2 separate regions of the Mus musculus genome follow, and region 2 is linked to region 1. A link is a contact called in ENCODE Hi-C or POLR2A ChIA-PET data. All regions are on one chromosome and are shown on one strand. Each heading gives the region's core, a stretch centred on a gene start or an enhancer-like site at or near the end of the contact. The rest is flanking DNA. Distances are from core to core; before and after follow the strand shown. Region 1 overlaps Stard13 (StAR-related lipid transfer (START) domain containing 13). Region 2 holds the start of 5430435K18Rik (a long non-coding RNA gene).

Region 1 (5,676 bases), core at 1,723-4,222:
CAGAACACATGAAGGACAATGGGGACCGGAAAGTCAGCACATGACAGGAGCAGTGTGACCATGTGGTGTTCATGGCAGGGAGCAGGTGTTCAGAAACTGCTGCTTGAAACAGCACTTCAGATGAACCAGGCTCGCCCCTTTTTTGTCTCTGAGTACCTGTACTTGGAAGCCACGGGTGCATATAAACATATAAACCCGAGAATGAGCTCAGATTATTTGCAATGCCCCGACCCTGTGCACTGAGTAATGTTCCACCTACATTGTTGTTTCTAGTGTATGGTGGCAGGAGCAATCAATCAATCAATCAATCAATCAATTTTATTAACCAAGTGCTTCTATCCAGCCTGCCATGGAGTATGTATAGTTGATTGAATACACTAGCCTGTGATCTGTGTGATGGAGCAGAGGCCTCCTTTCCTTGGTTTCAATTGCTTAGGTTCAATTGGCTAACTGCAGTCCAAAAATAACAAAGGGAAAATTCAGAAGCAAGCACAGATGCCGTATAATCTTATTATAATGACTTAGTATGATCGTTGTTAATCTTTTTTTTTTTTTTTCTGTTAAATGTTCATCCTCCGTGAGGGCCTTTCTTGGAAGACATCTGGTGGGGAGTGAGATATGCTGAGATAACCCGGAGCTGGGGGATTGTTTCAGATAAAATTCAGAAATTCCGGGGGCTGGTGAGATGGCTCCTCAGTTAAGACTACTTAATGCTCTTTCAAAGGCCCTCAGTTCAAATCCCAACAACCACGTGATGGCTCACAACCATCTGTAATAAGATCTGATGCCCTCTTCTGGTGTGTCTGAAGACAGCTACAGTATTCTTAACACATAACAATAAATCTTTGGGCCTGAGGGAGTGGGGTGGAGCGAGAGGCACTGGAATGAGCAGAGATCCTGAGTTCAATTCTCAGCAACCACATAATGGCTCACAACCATCTGTACAGCTACAGTGTACTCGTATACATAAAACAAATAAATAAATCTTTTCTAAAAATTCAGAAATCTCAAGAAACAAACAAAAAACAAAAACAAAACAGAAAAACTCCACAGAGCTAGGAGTCAGAAAAAGCCATGAGTCCCAGGTGGTCATGCAGTCAGGGCTGTTCTAAGGAATGAATCACTTTCCTTTCTGTGGTCCAACACAGAGTACAGTGCCTGACAGAATGGATGGATGGGATGAGGGGAGAATGGTGGAAGTTGCTTATGGTGAGTTATTTAAAGCCAGCAGGCACTCTCCCCATGTCTGTCCTCCTTCCTCCGGTCTTTACAACAGCCAGCCTTCCAATATCCAAACATTGGCACTGGCAGTGAAGCCAGCCAGGGGGTGTCCTATGAGACTGTAGAACTCCTTAGGCTGTGATGTCCTCTCAGCCACTGGTACTGTGGCACCACTGGGCCTTGTCTCCCCTGTTCTTGAGTAGTGTGCTACCAATGGCTTCCCATTATTGTTCCTGTCTTTGATGGTTCTGGGGATAGGATGACCACTCAAGGGGTTTCTTGGGAAGAAAGTCTTTCCTTTAACCCTGCAGCTCATCCTCGGTATGGCTTAACCTCCTCGTATCTTTCTAAGTCAGTGTTGCAGTCTCCCCAGTAGGAAATACATGGGGTTTGGGGTTTGGTTCTTTGTTTTTGTTTGTTTTCGTGTTTTTTCCTCTTCCTTAAGTGCCCGCAGCACTGAGAGTTTGCCTGTCTTTTCCTTTTGTGGTTCTGGAACTCTTTGCCAGATTCTAGCATCACACAGCTGTAATATAAGCAGAGACAAAGCGCCACGGTATGCAGCTGGCACATCAACAACTGTACATAAGGGTACGGTCTGGGAGCAGATGAGCAGAGGCTGACCTTGGGTATCCTAATGGACAAATAAACCATTCTTGACAGGAGAGAATACAGATGAATCAACATGAGAGTAACAGGAAATAGGCTGAGATTTCAGCAAGAGGGAATACTGTGCATCAAGGAGCAACCCTTGACCAGAAGGATGTTGTAAAGTAGGGGTGGGAGAACGTGACTATAGCTTTAAAAAGATTATGAAATCTCTACTCCCAAAAGCACGGACTATCTGAGTGTCTTGGTTTAAAAATGAAGATTTTTCTGAAATAAGAGAAGGTGAAAAGAGTGATTCTGGAGGCAGAGCTTAGGCTGGTGGGGATTGCCATAGAGTCTTTCAAGCAGCTTCCCTAGATGGGCCACATCCAGGTCTCCTTTCAGTCAAGGTGAGAAGAACGTGCCCAGGCTATTCTCTGCCTACATTGAGAGGTTTGAGAAAGAGGGGTCACTCTTTGACAGCAAGATTAACTGGAAACACAGGGTGATGTCACAACAGCAGTGACTCTTCTCACCTGGGATTGATCTGGGGACACTGATGCTCACAGTCCTGTCTGAAGAGTGAAGTCTCCAGGTCTTCGGCCATCTGCTCGCAATAATGGCAGATTCACTTTCAGATCCCATGACCTCTCAGGGTGCTCTTGCAGGGGTTCTCAAGGCCTGGGGTGAGTGCTGCTTCCCTTAGAGTGCAGGCAGGGTCACCTCAACATCTGAGGCACTCACTGGGGTTCTCTCTGCCCTGATTCTGGCAGCAGACACTCTCCAAAAGAGCCTGCCACATTGTAAACCCATTAAGGCTTGACTCCCTGGGGACAACAAAGAGAACTAACTGCCTTTTGAATGTGGGCTGTGTGGAGGGGACAGCAGTGCCTTCTGGCACCGGGGCTTGTCCTCAGGGCCAGGGTAATCTGTAGGGAAAGTTACAGGCTTCTGAGGGGATATTTTCACAGGTTCTCCAAACAAAAGGCTCTTTCTTTCCACTCTGTCCGACTCTCCTGCTAATTAACTGAGCCTAGTGGAAAGCAGGCCACTTCTGCAAAGAGACTCCTGTGCACGGGGTGCTTAGGATGTTTTTGTCTTGTTTGTCCGAGGAGGCACTGAGAAGGCCCTATTTGGGGAGCTGGTAGCAAGGCTGCCTGCAGACTGTCACAGGACACCTCATTTCTTCTAGTAATTTCCCCCATATGCACAGCCCAGCAAGCTGTGCTCGCCTGGCAGACATGGTAAGCACCTCGTCTAGGTCACTCAGTCCCCTCCTGCAATTGATTGTCCTTCACCTCAGGGACCATTCAGTCCATGTCTTCTTGGCACTCCTGGGCTGTAGCTCACTGACCTCTGTTTACTGCCCTGTTGTCGCTATTTAAGAAGTCCCTTTCCAGACCATCTGTCTTAGATTGCTATTCTGTTTACTTTCCCGCAGGCCCAGGGCCCTGTCTCTTGTATGTCTTTTGAATTCAAAATGCACTGGAGGACCGGGAAGCTCATTAGGCAAGCAATTTCTATTCCAGCGTCTGCTTAGGCAAAGTTTGCCAGAGCCTGCCAGCCTTCTGGAATTGTGGCTGAACCTTTCGAAACTTAGCTTTTAACACTGCCTTTTTTTTTTCTTCCCTTGTTTTGTAATGTTTATAACTAAGTACTATGCAGTTTGGAAAGAGTACTGAATCTTGTTTGTTTTATTCCTGTGTATGACCTTGACCATGAGGAGACATGTAAATTTGATCTGACTCTTATCAGTATTGACTCAAGATTTCTCATTTGTTTCTGTTTAGGCCGGTTTGGTTATGAGACTCGGGGTTGGGGGGGAAGCTCTTCACAGGCCTCTAGTGGACATGCAGCAGAACTGTTGAAATCTCACATTCAAATGCATTGGACCTTGGTGTGGAATTAGGCAATCGCAGAAATAACATTCTTTGTTGGTATTTCAATTAAGGATAAGTCATTGCATTTGTGTTAAAGGCAAAGGGAAGAAGAGTGACCGGAATCAAATTCGTGTTTGCCTTTGGCAGATCACTACCTAGTGGTCAACTTCTGCCGGCTCTATATTTATTTTGGCTTTTATTTGTGTGCCTATGGGTTTTGGGGCCTTCGTGCCACAGAGTGTAGCATGTGAAGGGCAGAGGGTAGCTTGCAGGAGTCCGAACTCTCCTCCTCCCTGTTCATCTCATGTGGGTTCTGAAAGAATAAAAAGGGAAAGGAATGTGCCTGATTCCAGTGAGGCATGGTGGAGGAGATGGTTCATTGTTGACATGGAAGAAGGTGGGAACATCTGGGAGGGTCCAAAGTAGACATAACCCTGAGCCATTCGAGGAGAGGGGGGAAGGGAAGAGAGAGAGGAGAGAGAGGGGAACCAGCAGCCAGGAGGCCCAAAGGTACAAAAAGAGACTAGGTAACCAAAATGGTTAGATTATATAGCGAAGGGAAGCTGGAGGAAGGGCAGCCCAGCCCAATGGGCTGGAGAATTCAGGGCAGGGGATGGAGCACACCAGCCAGCCAGGATGGCCCCTTATCTGGGAGAACCTGGAAGCCTCTCCTTTGATATGTTAAGTAGGCCCCTCTGCCATTTGTCTAGGGTTTGAAACCTAACAGTTTCCAGTCCTGGAAACAAATGCCTCTTCCCTCTGAGCCTTCACCTTCTCCTCATGCAGTTATAACTTTACCAAATACTTTCGCTAGAGCAGCCATACAGAACAATAAAGAGTCTTATTTCATCAAAGCAATTTAATTGTAACATCACCTTATCATTTCAAGTCAACTGCATTGTGAATTCATTTTGCCCAAGGTTGGTGAGGTCTTTGAAATACCTGCTATTTTAATAGATTCGTAGTCTGAATGCTTCACCTGAACTAAGCAAAAAAAAAAAAAAAAAAAAAAAAAAAATCACAAGTCCTTGTCAAGAAATATGTGAAGAATCATTATGCAGAGAGAACCCCACCCTTCCCCGACGCCTGAATCCCACTCCCCACCCCCACCCCCCACCCCACATACAGTGATTTTCCATGAGGGCTCCCTTGCCTCTTCATGCTTCTGTGCCTCGCTTTTATGTTTCCTTTGCTTGAGTAACTCCACCCTTGCACCACTTAACCCACCCAGCAAAATCCTTCATATCCTTACCCATCCAAATCAAATGTTCTTTTTTCTTTCTTTTTTTTTTCTTTTTTCCTTCTCTCTCTCTCTCTCTCTCTCTCTCTCTCTCTCTCTCTGGCAATTCTAACACACACACAGAGTAGTGGATTCTGCACCACTGCTGCCTATTCACTGTATGATAAAGTTAGTTTATAAAGAGCCTGTTTCTTTCTGAGGATGGGTCTTGGACTTCATGTGGCCCATTAGGCTATATTCTGACAAGTGATGATGTTTGCAATGTCCTCTGTACCCGGGCATTTAGTGAAGGTTTCTTTGAAGTTGACTGCTATCCCATGGGGTGCTTATCCTTGGTAAACGGTCAGGGTAAGGTGTTGCATCTCATCTTTTTCACGTCTGTGTGTCTGTGTGTCTGTGCATGCGCTCAGGTATCCTTGGAGGCCAGAAGAGGGCATGGGGTCTCTTGGAACTGAAGTTAAAAGCAGTTGTCCGGTGGGCACTGGAAACTGAACTCAGGTCCTCTGGAAGAGCATCGTTTGAAAGAAAATGCCCAAGTCTTCAGGGAAAGCAGCCAGTGCTCTTAAACTCTGTACCTTCTCTGTAGCCCACACATCTCATGTTCAGGGTGGAAGTCCACCTACAGCATCCTCACTTCCTCTGCTTGCCTCCTTCCTCCATGGCTACTTCAAACTTAAAATGAGATTAAAGGCTCACGTTAACTGTTTGATGGTGGTTGTGATTGATTGAAAGCTTATCTGAAACTTAAAA
Region 2 (5,676 bases), core at 2,085-4,584, 110 kb before region 1:
AGAAAGACAGCATTTTCAACAATTGGTGCTGGCACAACTGGCGGTTATCATGTAGAAGAATGTGAATCGATCCATTCCTATCTCCTTGTACTAAGGTCAAATCTAAGTGGATCAAGGAACTTCACATAAAACCAGAGACACTGAAACTTATAGAGGAGAAAGTGGGGAAAAGCCTCGAAGATATGGGCACAGGGGAAAAATTCCTGAATAGAACATCAATGGCTTGTGCTGTAAGATCAAGAATTGACAAATGGGACCCCGTGAAACTGCAAAGCTTCTGCAAGGCAAAAGACACCGTCAATAAGACAAAAAGGCCACCAACAGATTGGGAAAGGTTCTTTACCTATCCTAAATCAGATAGGGGACTAATATCCAATATATATAAAGAACTCAAGAAGGTGGACTCCAGAAAATCAAATAACCCCATTAAAAAATGGGGCTTAGAGCTAAACAAAGAATTCTCACCTGAGGAATACCAAATGGCTGAGAAGCACCTGAAAAAAAAATGTTCAGCATCCTTAATCATCAGAGAAATGCAAATCAAAACAACCTTGAGATTCCATCTCACACCAGTCAGAATGGCTAAGGTCAAAAATTCAGGTGACAGCAGATGCTGGCGAGGATGTGGAAAAAGGGGAACACTCCTCCATTGTTGGTGGGATTGCAGGCTTGTACAACCACTCTGGAAATCAGTCTGGCAGTTCCTCAGAAAATTGGACATAGTACTACCGGAGGATCCAGCAATACCTCTCCTGGGCATATATCCAGAAGATGTCCCAACTGGTAAGAAGGACACATGCTCCACTATGTTTATAGCAGCCTTATTTATAATAGCCAGAAGCTGGAAAGAACCCAGATGCCCCTCAACAGAGGAATGGATACAAAAAATGTGGTACATTTACACAATGGAGTACTACTCAGCTATTAAAAGGAATGAATTTATGAAATTTCTAGGCAAATGGTTGGACCTGGAGGGCATCATCCTGAGTGAGGTAACACAATCACAAAAGAACTCAAATGATATGTACTCACTGATAAGTGGATATTGGCCCAGAAACTTAGTATACCTGAGATATAAGATACAATTTGCAAAACACATGAAACTGAAGAATAACGAAGACCAAAGTGTGGACACTTTGCCCCTTCTTAGAATTGGAAACAATCACCCATGAAAGTAGTTGCAGAGACAAAGTTTGGAGCTGAGACAAAAGGATGGACCATCTAGAGACTGCCATATCCAGGGATCCATCCCATAATTAGCCTCCAAACGATGACACCATTGCATACACTAGCAAGATTTTGCTGAAAGGACCCTGATATAGCTGTCTCTTGTGAGGCTATGCCGGGGCCTAGCAAACACATAAGTGGATGCTCACACTTATGGATGGAGCACAGGGCCCCCAATGGAGGAGCTAGAGAAAGTATCCAAGGAGCTAAAGAGATCTGCAACCCCGTAGGTGCAACAACATTATGAACTAACCAGTACCCCGGAGCTCTTGGCCCTAGCTGCATATGTATCAAAAGATGGCCTAGTCAGCCATCACTGGAAAGAGAGGCCCATTGGACATGCAAACTTTATATGCCCCAGTAGAGGGGAACGCCAGGGCCAAAAAGTGGGAATGGGTGGGTAGGGGAGTGGGGGGGGGGAAGGGTATGGGGGACTTTTGGGATAGCATTGGAAATGTAATTGAGGAAAATACATAATATAAAAATATTTTTTTAAAAAAAGGAATTATGTCCTTGAGTATAAGGAGCTTATTGTATTCCTTTTCCATTCTTGGCCCTTAGCAGAGAACATGGCACTAAATGCCAATAAATGGTGTTCAAATGAAGTGGAACCAAACCTTCCCCCAGCTCATTGTGACATCCTCTGATTACATAAACGCTGCCATAGCAGAGTTAGTTAATGTACATGCCCAGGACTAGAGTTGCTACATCATATGTGTTGTGAATCTACTTTTGGGGAGGAGGTCTTTACTGCCTTTCATAGTGACTAAACCATTTTATACTCTCACTATGCATGCATAGAATTCCAGCTTTATCACACCCTCACCAACACTTACCATCTTCTGATTTTAATAATAGTAGTTGAGTGCATGAGGCCATTATGGGTTTTACCTGAATTTTTGTAGCGATAATAATCTTAATCTTAGCAATAAGCATCTTTTTGTGTACTTGTTGGCCATTTACATCTCTCTAGATCTGTATCTCTCGACCTTCTGGCTGAGACCCTTGGGGGTAAAGCAGCTCTTTCACAGCGGTCACATATCAAATATTTATATTATGATTTATGACAGTAGCAAAATTACAGTTATAAAGCAGCAATAAAAATAATTTTGTGGTTAGAGGTCACTACAACATGAGGAACTGTATTAAAGGGGTGCAGATTTAGAAAGGTTCAGAACCACTGTTCTACATGAATGTTTATTAAATCTTTTGTTTAGGGGGATGATTTTGTTGTTGAATTGAAGGGGTTCTTCATGTGTCAGACATACTTTACAGACATTTCCTGGCACTGTGTAGGGTTCTGCATAGTTCTAATGGTAACCTTTGATAGAATAAGCAGTTTATTTTATAACTGCTAACACAGGAATTTTCTAACATAGAAATTTGCAATGCTCTTTGGACTCTCTCCACCTTTATATGATTTTATTTTAATTATGTATATGTGGATATGAGAGATGTGTGAGTGTATGCAACAGTGCCCACCAAGACCAGAAGAGGGCATAGATCTACCTGGAGCTGGAGTTGCAGGTGGTTTTGAACCACCCAATGTGGCATCTGGGAACTGAACTTGGATTCTCTGAAAGAACAGTACACAGCCCTAATTACTGAGCCAACTCTCCAGCCCAATATTTATATTTTTAATCTAATTCAAAAATAATGATGCATCGCTGTGCTTAAGCTGATGACAAAGTCTGACAAAATATAAAATAAGTTCGCTTTGAAGTTGTCAGCTATCAAGTCCAGAACTGAAGAAGTCCAAATATAACGGATCACACCCCCCGCCCCCCCCCCTCCCGCTCAAGTTTTGTCAGGGGAGACAAAGGAAACTGCAAACATGTGTACTGACAACCGCTTGCCATTGTCCTTGGGTTTTGAATCACGACTCTTCTACAAAGAGCCTTTGGATATTCCTGTTTTCCAGCAAGAAAGAGATGAAAAAAATTACTTATGGGGCAAGCATACGAACATTTCCATTGCTGAATTTAGCTAGGAGCTGTTCCATGGTCAAAAGATGAAAGAAAGCGAGTCTGAAGGAAGACTCGGGAAGGGTGTTTATAAGGATGCATGATGTACCCTGAGCGCTGGGTCCTGCTGGGTCCTGCTGGGTCCTGCTGGGTCCTGCTGGGTCCTGCTGGGTCCTGCTGGGTCCTGCTGGGTCCTGCTGGGTCCTGCTGGGACCTGCTGGTCTCTGCCGCTAGAGACATCAGTGAGCCCATAGCTGTGAGGCTTTAACAAGGAAGAGCTTGTGGGTTTTCGCAGTTTCTGAATCGTGTCGTCTGGCTATTGGATGGTCCAGGAAAGCACCAGAAGCTTGCCTTTGCAGTCTTTTTGTTTCTACCCCCTTCAGCGCTCTGACTTATTTTTAGTTCTATGGTTTTCTCCCACAAGTTACCATCAGGTCACGGAGTCATATGGGTTGTACTCTGCTGTCACGGTGTCCTCTGTACACAGAGCGTAATGGAAACTCTGATCACCCTAGATGGTGCCATTTGAAAGGATTACATTAAAACTCTGTTGAGCCATTGCCGCAGTGTCCTAACAAAGGGTCTGTTTATGCTATATATATATATATATTTTTTAACAATAGACATTCAGACAAGAGAAAGTCATTTGGAAGGCGCTTGAAATTGCCTTCCTGATGTCAATTTTATTCTGAATTGTAAAACAGTTCAAAAGAATGAGTCAAATAGAAATTTTAGTGCAAAACATTACTACTTCATGACTGTAGTTCACCAACAGAATTTCCATCGGGTTAATACAGACGGGAATTAATAATGGTTCATTCATGCACATACGTAGGCGTACTTGAAGGGTGTATGTGGGAACATTAACCACAGTCATATCTAGCTTTTTTGCCATGAGTCCCTCTTGACTCAGACTCTGACTTCTGATGAGTGATCCACTTGGAATGAACTCTTTGTGGCCTTTCAGACACACTAAACTGTCAAGTGTTCCTTCTTGTTCTTATCTAATGCTTCACGCTGCCTCACCCGACTCACCTCCAACTAAGCTGCTGCAGAATCGCTAACCTTTGTATCGCAAACTAACCTTTGTTTTGGGTCACTTATCTGATGAGTTTATAGTAAAATTAAAAAGGCACTTGGAAGAAGACAGCTTTCAATGGCACAACAGATGCTGCAGTAGAGCGGTCCCTGATCCCTGAGTTCTTACCCTTGGCTACCCCTGGAAAGCTACATAATGTCAGGTCAGCCCATCAAACTCACTATCACTCAGTGTTTTCTTCCTTTGCAATGAGAAACATGACAGAACTTGTATGGTTTCAAATATATTTTCACGGTGGAGGTCCCAATTTCAATTTAAATTTGTACATACTGATATTTTCTATTTCCAAGCTAAAAATTGAGATGTTGTAGTCGTAAAGACTTTATCTCCATTCAAATTCCAGTTAAAGCTCAAAGAAACGTAAAACAAAAGGCCCAGTCTCAGAAACAACTGCCACCTTTTATATTCAATATACAACCAATCAAAAGCTCAAGACCAACAGATGCACGCACCTTACCTTCTTTTTGAAACTTCAAATGCTCTTTTACTATTAGTGTTTAGTTTCTTTTCACATCAATAGTTCCATAAATCAAGTATGATGATGGAAGTGACATTTTGTTTCTCTTCCAAATGTTGGCATTCTCTTCACTTCAAATTTTGCAGTGAAAAAGAGCATTTGAAGTTTCAAAAAGATAAAGGATTTGCATGAAATCCTTAACAAGAGCAATCTAAAGTTAACACTTAGAACGTTGGAAATGCAGATACAAGGAGAACACTTGTTAGTTTTCCAGGAAGGGTGGAAGCATTAACAGAAGAGGAATCCAAGCAGATATGGGAAGGGAGGAGGCTTGCTTTTTCCGTAGTGCACACTCAGATATACCAGAGTTACCAGACAAGCTTTGATAGCACTGAAAAATGTCCATGATCAGGGCACTGCTGTTGCAGAAGGGAGATGGCCTGTTGGGAAGCCATCTGATAGTGGTTATCATATTTCATGACCAGTTTATCTAAACGTGGAGTGAAACTTTTGGACAGATATTTATATGAAACCATTTCTTTGGGATTATTCTCATAATGGTTTAAGATATCACATATGAAGAGATACCATGACCACAGCATCTCTTATAAAGAAAAGCATTTAATTGGGGCTGGCTTACAGTTCAGAGGTTTAGTCTATTATCATCATGGTGAGAAGCACAGTAGTATGCAAGTAGACATAGTGCTAGATAGGGGCTGAGTTCTACATCTGTTTCCTCAGACAGCAGAAGAGTGAGCTACTGGGCCTAGGTTGAGATCCTGAAACCTCAAAGCCCAACCCAGTGATAGATACATTTAACAGGACCATACCTATTCCAACAAGGTCATATCTCCTAATAGGGTCACTCCCTATGAGCCTATGGGGTCCATTTTCATTCAAACCACCACAAGGATGACACAGCAGCTGAA

The links. A loop is a pair of places that touch in the nucleus more often than their neighbours do. ChIA-PET counts read pairs that join two places held with the same protein, here RNA polymerase II (POLR2A).
Region 2: POLR2A ChIA-PET joins it to region 1 with 12 read pairs in Patski. The contact joins the promoter of 5430435K18Rik here to the enhancer-like site in region 1. A Hi-C loop is called at or near these places in 1 of 37 maps with a recorded cell type or tissue (Patski). POLR2A ChIA-PET finds 5 or more read pairs at or near these places in 1 of 5 experiments (Patski).

The regions. Positions count from the first base shown.
Region 1 is chr5:151,140,412-151,146,087 of GRCm38, reverse strand. The region is part of intron 1 of Stard13 (StAR-related lipid transfer (START) domain containing 13); the gene reads left to right. Among named protein-coding and RNA genes, the nearest start is that of Stard13, 47 kb to the left of the region's middle. Within about 2 kb of position 2,972, at least 1 of the 3 ENCODE cell types and tissues checked has a DNase peak (open chromatin) inside an H3K27ac peak, as active enhancers do.
Region 2 is chr5:151,250,281-151,255,956 of GRCm38, reverse strand. It overlaps 5430435K18Rik (a long non-coding RNA gene), which reads right to left and starts at 3,334. Exons shown (of 2, transcript XR_868755.2): 1 at 3,301-3,334. It also overlaps a transcript of Stard13 not described here.